Regions from separate parts of the Homo sapiens genome. Here region 1 is linked to region 2. Evidence: chromatin loops called from intact Hi-C (ENCODE). Cell type or tissue: breast epithelium. All regions are shown on one strand. Each heading gives the region's core, and the rest is flanking DNA. Links, peaks and the distances in the headings are about the cores only.

The links. Hi-C counts contacts between places; a loop is a spot of excess contacts. Peaks named below come from ENCODE experiments on the same cell type or tissue, not always from the same donor. Only the 100,000 strongest peaks of a DNase experiment are listed, where the experiment ranks them.
Region 1: it touches region 2 in a loop (11-fold over the local background); 1 of 110 quality-filtered maps calls a loop at or near these places.

The regions. Positions count from the first base shown.
Region 1 is chr16:22,653,067-22,657,462 of GRCh38, forward strand. No RefSeq gene overlaps it. Among named protein-coding and RNA genes, the nearest start is that of LINC02890, 42 kb to the left of the region's middle. In breast epithelium, for the core only: no CTCF peak of the experiment used is centred there; no DNase peak of the experiment used is centred there.
Region 2 is chr16:22,346,311-22,350,706 of GRCh38, forward strand. It overlaps CDR2 (cerebellar degeneration related protein 2), which reads right to left. Exons shown (of 5, transcript NM_001802.2): 3 at 3,391-3,539; 4 at 2,969-3,133; 5 at 1-1,513. The coding sequence ends at 655. Among named protein-coding and RNA genes, the nearest start is that of CDR2, 26 kb to the right of the region's middle. RefSeq lists an enhancer at 567-1,067. In breast epithelium, for the core only: no CTCF peak of the experiment used is centred there; a DNase peak (open chromatin) is centred at 2,160; H3K27ac peaks cover 1,977 bases.

The DNA.
Region 1 (4,396 bases), core at 232-4,231, 310 kb after region 2:
AAGAGTATAGTGGAAAAAAAATAGAACAGAAGACCAAGGCACTAGATGAAAAACTATAAATAAAATAATAGCAAACAGAATTCAATAATACATTAATAGAGTCACTAACCATGACCAAGGAGGATTTAGCCTAGGAATGCAAAGACGTTTGTTTTTCAAATCATTTTATTAAAAAAAAAATAATAAAATCTTATAGGTTACAGTGACACTTTTTGTACCCCTCCTGGGTTTTCTTCTCTTCCTTTTTCCATCCCCTATAAATTGCAAAAACCAGAGATAAGGACTATTTTGAAGTTGGTATTTATCTTTCCAATATATGTTTCATATCCCTACCACTTTTATAAGTATCCATCAATATTTAGCTACATATTATCTTGTATGTTCTTTAAAATTCCATAACTGGTTTTATTCTAGGTGTGTTCCTGTGGAACTGGCTTTTGTTCATTTAGCCTTCTGTTTTTGAGATTATCCATGTTGATACAAGTAGATCTAGCTCATTCATTGTATAAATGTACTGGTGGGGCATGGTGGCTCATGCCTGTAATCCCAGCACTTTGGGAGGCGGAGGTGGGTGGATCACATGAGGTCAGGAGTTCGAGACCAGCCTGACCAACATGGTGAAGCCCTGACTCTACTAAAAATACAAAATTTAGCCGGGAGTGATGGTGCGTGCCTTAGTCCCAGCTACTCGGGAGGCTGAGACAGGAGAATCGCTTGAACCCGGGAGGCAGAGGTTGCAGTGAGCCAAGATCATGCCTTTGCACTCCAGCCTGGGCAACAGAGCAAGATTCCATCTCAAAAAAAAAAAAGTGCCATTATTTATAATTTTTTACATGTAGACTGAATGTTTGTGTCCCTTGTCCCCCAAATTGAAATGTTGAAATCCTAACTCCCGATTTGATAGTATTAGAAGGTAGATCCTTTGGGAAGTGATTAGGTCACGAGGGTGAAGCCTCATGAATGGAGTTAGTGCCATTACACAAACAGCCCCTGGGAGCTTTCTTTCCCTCATTCCCCCATGTAAGGATACAGCAAGAAGGTAGCCACCCGCAATCCGGAAGAGAGCCCTTACCAGAACCCGACCATGCTGGCACCCTGATCTCAGACTTCCAGCCCCCAGAACCGTGAGCAATACATTTCTGTTGTTTATAAGCTACCCAGTTTATGATATTTTGTTATAGCAGCCTGAACTAAGACAAATTTGGGTTGTTTTATTTTTTTCGGTAGCTATTATAAACAATGCTATAACAAACACGGTGCACATTTTTTACACTGCCATGTGTGAATAAGGTTGTGGCAGTTTACTGTCCTATCAACAGAGTGTGAGAGTTCTGTATTCCACATTCTTGCTAACTCTTGTGTGGGATGCGATTTTATTCCCATTTTTATTTGCATTTCCCTGATTACTAGTGAGGTGGAAATTTTTCCAGTGTTTACTGATCTGGAGTACTTCCCATATTCAGAATTGTCTGTCTGTATCCATTGTCTAATTTATACTAGATTTTAAAAAAATCCCTTTCCTATTGATTTGTAGGATTTCTTTTTATATTCTCAATGCCGACCCAGGACTGTTTAATAACAGGAAATCTATTAATGTATTCTATCAAAAGAAGAGATAAAAATTCTGTATGATTTAGTCAATAAGTACCAAAAGGCATTCAATAGGCCTGATATCCATTCCTGATAAAAAAGCTCTTTGAAAATTTGAGATAGAAATGTGATAAAAATATCTCTTTTAAATCAAAGTACACATCAGGCTTGAAGAAACATCAGATATCTTCCTATTAGAGACAAGAAATGTTCACTGTTATGGATTGAATTGCATTTCCACAAAATTCCTTTTTTTTTTTTTTTTTTTTGAGACAGAGTCTCACTCTGTCACCTTAGCTGGAGTGCAGTGGTGCGATCTAGGGTCACTGCAACTTTCGCCTCCTGGGTTCAGGTGATTCTCCTGCCTCAGCCTCCCGAGTAGCTGGGATTACAGGTGCTTGCCATCACGCCCAGCTAATTTTTGTATTTTTAGTAGAGACGGGGTTTAGCCATGTTGGCCAGGGTGGTCTTGAACTCCTGACCTCAGGTGATCTACCCGCCTCGGCCTCCCGAAGGGCTGGGATTACAGGTGTGAGCCACGACACCCGACCCATTTCTCCAAAATTCTTATGTTGAAGTCCTAACCCCAAATGCCTCTGAATATGTCTAGAGACATTACCTTTAAGGAGGTAAATATGTTGAAGTGAGGTCGTTATGGTGGGTACTAATCCTATATAACTGATGTCCTTATAAAAAGAGAAAATAAGAACACTGACATGTACAGAGGCAAGACCATGTGAAGACACAGGGAGAAGATGGCCATCTGTAAGCCAAGGAGAGAGGCCTCAGAAGAAACAGACCCTGCTGACACCTTGATGTTAAGCTTCTAGCTTCTAGAACCAGGAGAAAATAAATTTCTGTTGTGTAAGCCACCTGGTTGTGGTACTTCATTAGGAAGCCCTAGTCAACTAATATCCTTTCATTTACTGATCTAAGTGTGCTGTGATTTTTTTTTTCTTTTGACACAGGGTCTTGCTCTGTCACCCAGGCTGGAGTGCAGTGGCATGATCTCCACTCACCGCAGCCTCAGCTTCCCAGGTTCAAGTGATCCTCCCACCTCAGCCTCCTGAGTAGCTGAGATTACAGGTGCACACCACTATACCCAGCTATTTTTTATTTTTTAAGAGATGAGGCCTCACTATATTGCTCAGGCTGGTCTTGAATTCCTGGGCTCAAGTGATCCTCCCGCCTCAGTCTCCCAAAGTGCCAGGATTACAGGCCTGAGCCCCCATTCCTGGCCTGCTGTGAAGTTTTTGACCAATGGTGTAAGTGAGAAATAAGAGACAGAACTATGAGAATGAAAGAAACCAATTTATCATTTATAAGTGACATGATTATATGATAAGAATTATAACAATCTCAATAAGACAGTTCAGGAAAGTGGTCAGATGTGAGATAAACCTCTGAAAATCAGTAACAAATAAGGAAACGATTATTAAAAGTATTTTGTGCAATAGCAATGAAAAAATAAAATAACCAGTCTGTATGTAACATAAGATGTACATGAGGAAAAACTATAAAAATTTACAGAGCAATACAGATGGTTTAAATAAATAAAGAGAGGTTTCAGTTGCTTGCATTGGAACCTAAAGAGTTTAGAGATTTAAATTCTTCCAAAATTAGCTGACAGACTCAACATATGGAATTTACAGTTTTTAGTAGCTTAATAAAATAATCCTGTGGTTCAATTAGAACAATTTGAGAAAGGTGGGAACATGAGATATAATGACTTATTTCAAAGCTCTAACAATTAAAACAAGGTGGGATGGCTAAAAATTCAAAGCCAGGGAAATGGAACAGATACCTAACCACGTGTTACTTTATTATTATTGTTATTATTATTATTATTTTGAGACAGAGTCTCACTCTGTCGCCCAGACTGGAGTGCAGTGGTATGATCTCGGCTCACTGCAACCTCCACCTCCTGGGTTCAAGCGATTCTCCTGCCTCAGCTTCCCGCGTAGCTGGGACTACAGGCATGCACCATCACACCCGGCTACTTTTTGTATTTTTGATAGAGACGGGGTTTAACCATGTTGGCCAGTGTGGTCTTGAACTCCTGACCTCAAGTAATCTGCCCACCTCAGCCTCCCAAAATGCTGGGATTACAGGCATGAGCCACCGTGCCTCACCACGATGTTACTTTACCTATTAGCAAAAGTAGTAAATAAGGAATAAATAACGCAAAGATAATGTTTTATTATTATTATTATTATTGAGACAGGATCTCACTCTGTCACCCAGACTGGAGTGCAGTGCAGATCATGGTTCAACGCAGCCTCAATTTCCTTGTGTTCAGCCTCCCAAGTAGCTGGGACTTCTAGTTCTAGATCCCTGAGGAATCGCCACACTGACTTCCACAATGGTTGAACTAGTTTACAGTCCCACCAACAGTGTAAAAGTGTTCCTATTTCTCCACATCCTCTCCAGCACCTGTTGTTTCCTGACTTTTTAATGATTGCCATTCTAACTGGTGTGAGATGATATCTCATAGTGGTTTTGATTTGCATTTCTCTGATGGCCAGTGATGATGAGCATTTTTTCATGTGTTTTTTGGCTGCATAAATGTCTTCTTTTGAGAAGTGTCTGTTCATGTCCTTCGCCCACTTTTTGATGGGGTTGTTTGTTTTTTTCTTGTAAATTTGTTTGAGTTCATTGTAGATTCTGGATATTAGCCCTTTGTCAGATGAGTAGGTTGCAAAAATTTTCTCCCATGTTGTAGGTTGCCTGTTCACTCTGATGGTAGACCCAGACATCCCATTACTGGGTATATACCCAAATGACTATAAATCATGCTGCTATAAAG
Region 2 (4,396 bases), core at 71-4,070:
CATATGCTAACAAGCTAACTTATATCAAACAAAAATTTGCCATCTCAATTTGGTATTCAGTTGGATTTGGATATATTAGGATTACCTGTCAGTCACAGTTCAACTAGTTCAGATATAACAAAACTCAAGGACTTGGAGTATTGGTTAATGACATTTCTTTTGGATTAGACCCCTGCTTTCTCTCGAACATTCTTCGTAATGAATTCACAGTATTCAAACTGTTTGCAAAGATATTTGAGTTTGACAGCCTTCTGACTTTCATCGTTTTGAGAAGTTGCGCAAGGAAGCAATAGGAATTGCCTTAGCTTTGTTCTAACTCGACCCTTTTCCCCCATACTGTAGTAACTCCAGGCCTACTTCTCCAGAAGTATAGCTCTTCCCTCCACTGGTCCTTTTCAGGAACTGAAGTCTAATCAGCGCGCCAGCCAGAGGCCAGTTTGTCATGGGATTTCCTGGGGAGCTTAAATGGAAGTGGATCAGAGAACTGATACCACTAGCCACCTCCTTTCCTCGTTGTATGCATTTGCTAAATAAGCAAAGCAATGAGGCAAACGTCATGAGTAACATTAGGCTTCAGAGTCTACAAACACTTGTCTGAATGGGAGAGAGAGGCGATAGGCAATAGGCAAATTAGTAGTAGAGCTAGAGGTTCAATTAAGAATGAGAGGAGAGTGATCGGTATTTTGTTCTCTGTTCATCTATTTCCTGCTTAGTTTTCTTGATGCAACTAAAGATCTCCTTAAACAACGCTTTGTATTCTGGAGGTGTTGTAGGGGAACTCACGGGCTCTGGGTTGACAGAGGCCAGTTCCCAGCCGCTGGCAACAGGCTCAGACTGGGCGTTCACTCCAGTCAGGTCCTTGGCTGCAGCCCTGGAGGTCTGCACAGCCTTGTGTGACAGGGAGTCCTGTTCCTCTTGGCACTTCTTCAGCAACTCTTCATACTTCACCTTCAGGGCGCTGTACTGCGTGTCCACTTCGTGCAGAAGGGAGATGCCCCTCTGTTTCACAGCCTTGGCCCTCCTGATGCAGGTCTCCTCGTGGCCCTTCACGATGTCACTCCCTGCCAAGCTGCTGAGGATCGTCTCACTGCTGCTGCGCTTGAGAGGCTTTCTATGTGATTCCGGCACAGTCAGGAACATCTCTTCCAGCAGGCTCTGGCTGGGCTCTTTGAAAGGAACATACAGAGAGTCTGGCACCAGCTTCTCAACTCCATTCACAAATGGATGCTCTGACTGCAACATCTGTCGCATCTCTGCCACCTCGGCCTCTAGTTCCAGCGCCCGTGCTCGGTAGGCACCTGTGGCCCCCAGCTGCTGCTCCAGTTCACTGTTCTCCTTTAACACGAGCCCATATTCCTCCTCCATAGTCACCCGCTTCTGCCGCTCCAGGCTCAGCTGGGCCTGCAACATTGTCACTGTTTTTTTCAAGTGCTCATTTTCCTCTTCATCAGGGCTTGGCTGACCTTGCAAGGAAGTGATCTTCTCAGCGAACACATGATCATACACGAAGTGTCTAGGGAAAAAAATATTGAAAGAATATATTACACAGGTCCACTGAAAATGACGAGAGGAAGACTGGTGATTTTTTTTCAACTAAATAAATTTGAGGAGCTGTGACAGTGACTAATTTTTTTTTCTTTTTTTTTGAGACGGAGTCTCACTTTGTCGCCAGGCTGGAGTGCAGTGAAGCGATCTCAGCTCATTGCAACCTCAGCCTCCCAGGTTCAAGCGATTCTCCTGCCTCAGCCTCCCGAGTAACTGGGATTTTAGACATGCGCCACCACGCCCAGCTAATTTTGTATTTTTAGTAGAGACGGGGTTTCTCCATGTTGGTCAGGCTGGTCTCGAACTCCCAACCTCAGGTGATCCTCCTGCCTTAGCCTCCCAAAGTGCTGGGATTACAGACGTAAGCCACCACACCCGGCCAACAGTGATTGGTTTTTAGCCACACTTGGAGCAGTGGCTAAAATGGAATTGTGTGAGGCTGGTAAATAAACACATGAAAGCAAACTCAATTTTTGTGACAAATCTTTTTTTAATGTTAAAAGTACTAGAGAACATCTATTCTAGCAGTATGACAATGACCTCACAAGGGAAACCTTAAAAAGTACTGGTGCCTGGGTCCCAACCCACAGATTCCAACCTAGTTGGTCTGCTACCTGGCCTGAGGGTTTCTAAAGGCTCTCCAAATGATTCATAATATGTAACTACGATTGAATCACTACAGCAAATTACTGTTGCTGTGGTGATTTTTAACCAGGAATGTTCATCAGAATTGCCTGGGCAGCTTTTTACCCGCACCTAGAAATTCTGATTTAGGCCTGAGGAAATGTGTTGGTATTTGCATTTTGAAAAACCCCACAGGTGATCTGATGTACAGCCAAGGTTGAGACCCACCAAATGAACCACCTGGTTTCTCCTGCTCAGTCTGAAGCACCTTGACTATTTATTTGTGTTTTTATTTGCTTATCTGCCGTTCCGTTAGACTGAAAGCTCACAGGGGTAGAAACTATTTTGCTCGCCAACCCTTGGGTCTAGCATACAGCTTGCCACACAAGTGTTCCATAAATACTTCTTAAAGATTCAGACTTATAACTCTAAATTATAAAGGTACTTCTTTAAGCAAAAAATCTCCTGTTCGCTTGAATTTTTGTTTTACCAGTATTTCTGTTTTTCTTCACTCTAATGTAAAACACAACTCCCAAATCTAGTCTATCAGAATTCATCTTAAACTATGATTTAATACATTAAAAACACTGAAATAAGTGTTCCAAGACTTTCAAAATGAGAACTACTAATATCTAAGAACTCTGTAATTTATATGTTTAAGTGATTTTGTTCAAACCAATGGTAGCTTAATAGCTAAGTGACTTTTCTTAAAATGGTACTTTCAATCTACTGGAAATCAGAATGTGCCAATGACATGAGACAGTCCCTGCTGTAACTCCACAGAAAGGCAGGCTCTTACTGGCGGAGGTCATACAGCTCCTTCAGACATGCAAAGCTGGGTGCCGGTTTCTCCTGGTCACACTTTCCCGGGCTCCTTCTCCCTTGGCCAGATGACTTCAGCTCCTCCACTTGGCTCTGGAGGTGATCAATGTTGGTTTGCAGGCATTCAATCGTTTCAGTCAGGCTGTGAGGAACAGACAGAAGCCACTGCTGCTTGTCATATTGAATCAAGGGCAAAAGCGGTGAGGAGAGATTAGGTGCAAACCACTCACACTGGGCTTTCTTAATTGGAAAGGATGTCTATTTAATCTCCATTCTCCAAAAAGAATTAAATTAAACCTTATCCCATATTGACCCAAACCCACTGCAGCCATGTTCTATTCTAGTTTATACTAAAGAACTTCCCCCTAGTCCTTCCTTGTCAGATTCTAGAAAATTTACCTCAGAATCTTTTGCTGTGAGGCCTTGCTGTCAGCAACTAGCTTTTGATTTGTTTCTTCCAGTTCCCTTGCTGTGACGTCTAATTGTTCATAAACCTTTGCATGTTGTTCGTTCATCTGCCGTAGAAGTTCCACTTGCTTCGTCAGATACTGTAAGAGAAGATCAGGACCAGGTGACACAAACAGATAAGATACCTGCTGTTTCTTGGCTGGCTGCGGTGGCTCACGCCTGTAATCCCAGCACTTTGGGAGGCCAAGACGTGTGGATCACCTGAGGTTAGGAATTCGAGACCAGCCTGACCAACATGCTGAAACCCCGTCTCCACTAAAAATACAAAAATTAGCCAGGTGTGGTGGCACACGCCTGTAATCCCAGCTACTTGGGAGGCTGAGGCAGGAAAATTGCTTGAACCTGGAAGACAGAGGTTGCAATGAGCCGAGATGGCGCCATTGCACTCCAGCCTGGGCAACAAGAATGAAACTCCATCTCAAAAAAAAAAAAAAGATACCTGCTGTTCTGCTGTTCCAACACCAATTCTCCGATTGTCAGCACCAACTCTTGTTGGGGTGGGGCTGACATAGAGTCTCCATCTCTGGGCTCACTGGCCTCCCAGCACTGCCCAGAAGCTCCTTTAGACCCATTTCAGTTTTCTCCAGGTCTTCTCTCACATCAGCATGATTGATTCAATTATTGGCCATTGGTGACTGAACTCAAGCTCCAACCCTTCCCTCTATCCAGAGGTTGTGGGGCTGGGACTGATAGATCTAACCCTCTAATCATGTGGTTGCCTTCTCTGGTGACCAGACCTCAACCTATCAGGAAATTCCAAGGGTTTTAGGAGTTCTATGCCAGAAACCAGGGACAAAGACCAAATATATAATTTTTATTATACCACAATACCATATGTTTATTTTAAGAAAAGAAGAAATTAAACTCCCTGTCTTCATAAGAAATGAGCACAGGCTGTCCTTTATATGCTTAGCTCCTCTAATGCTCACCAATACCC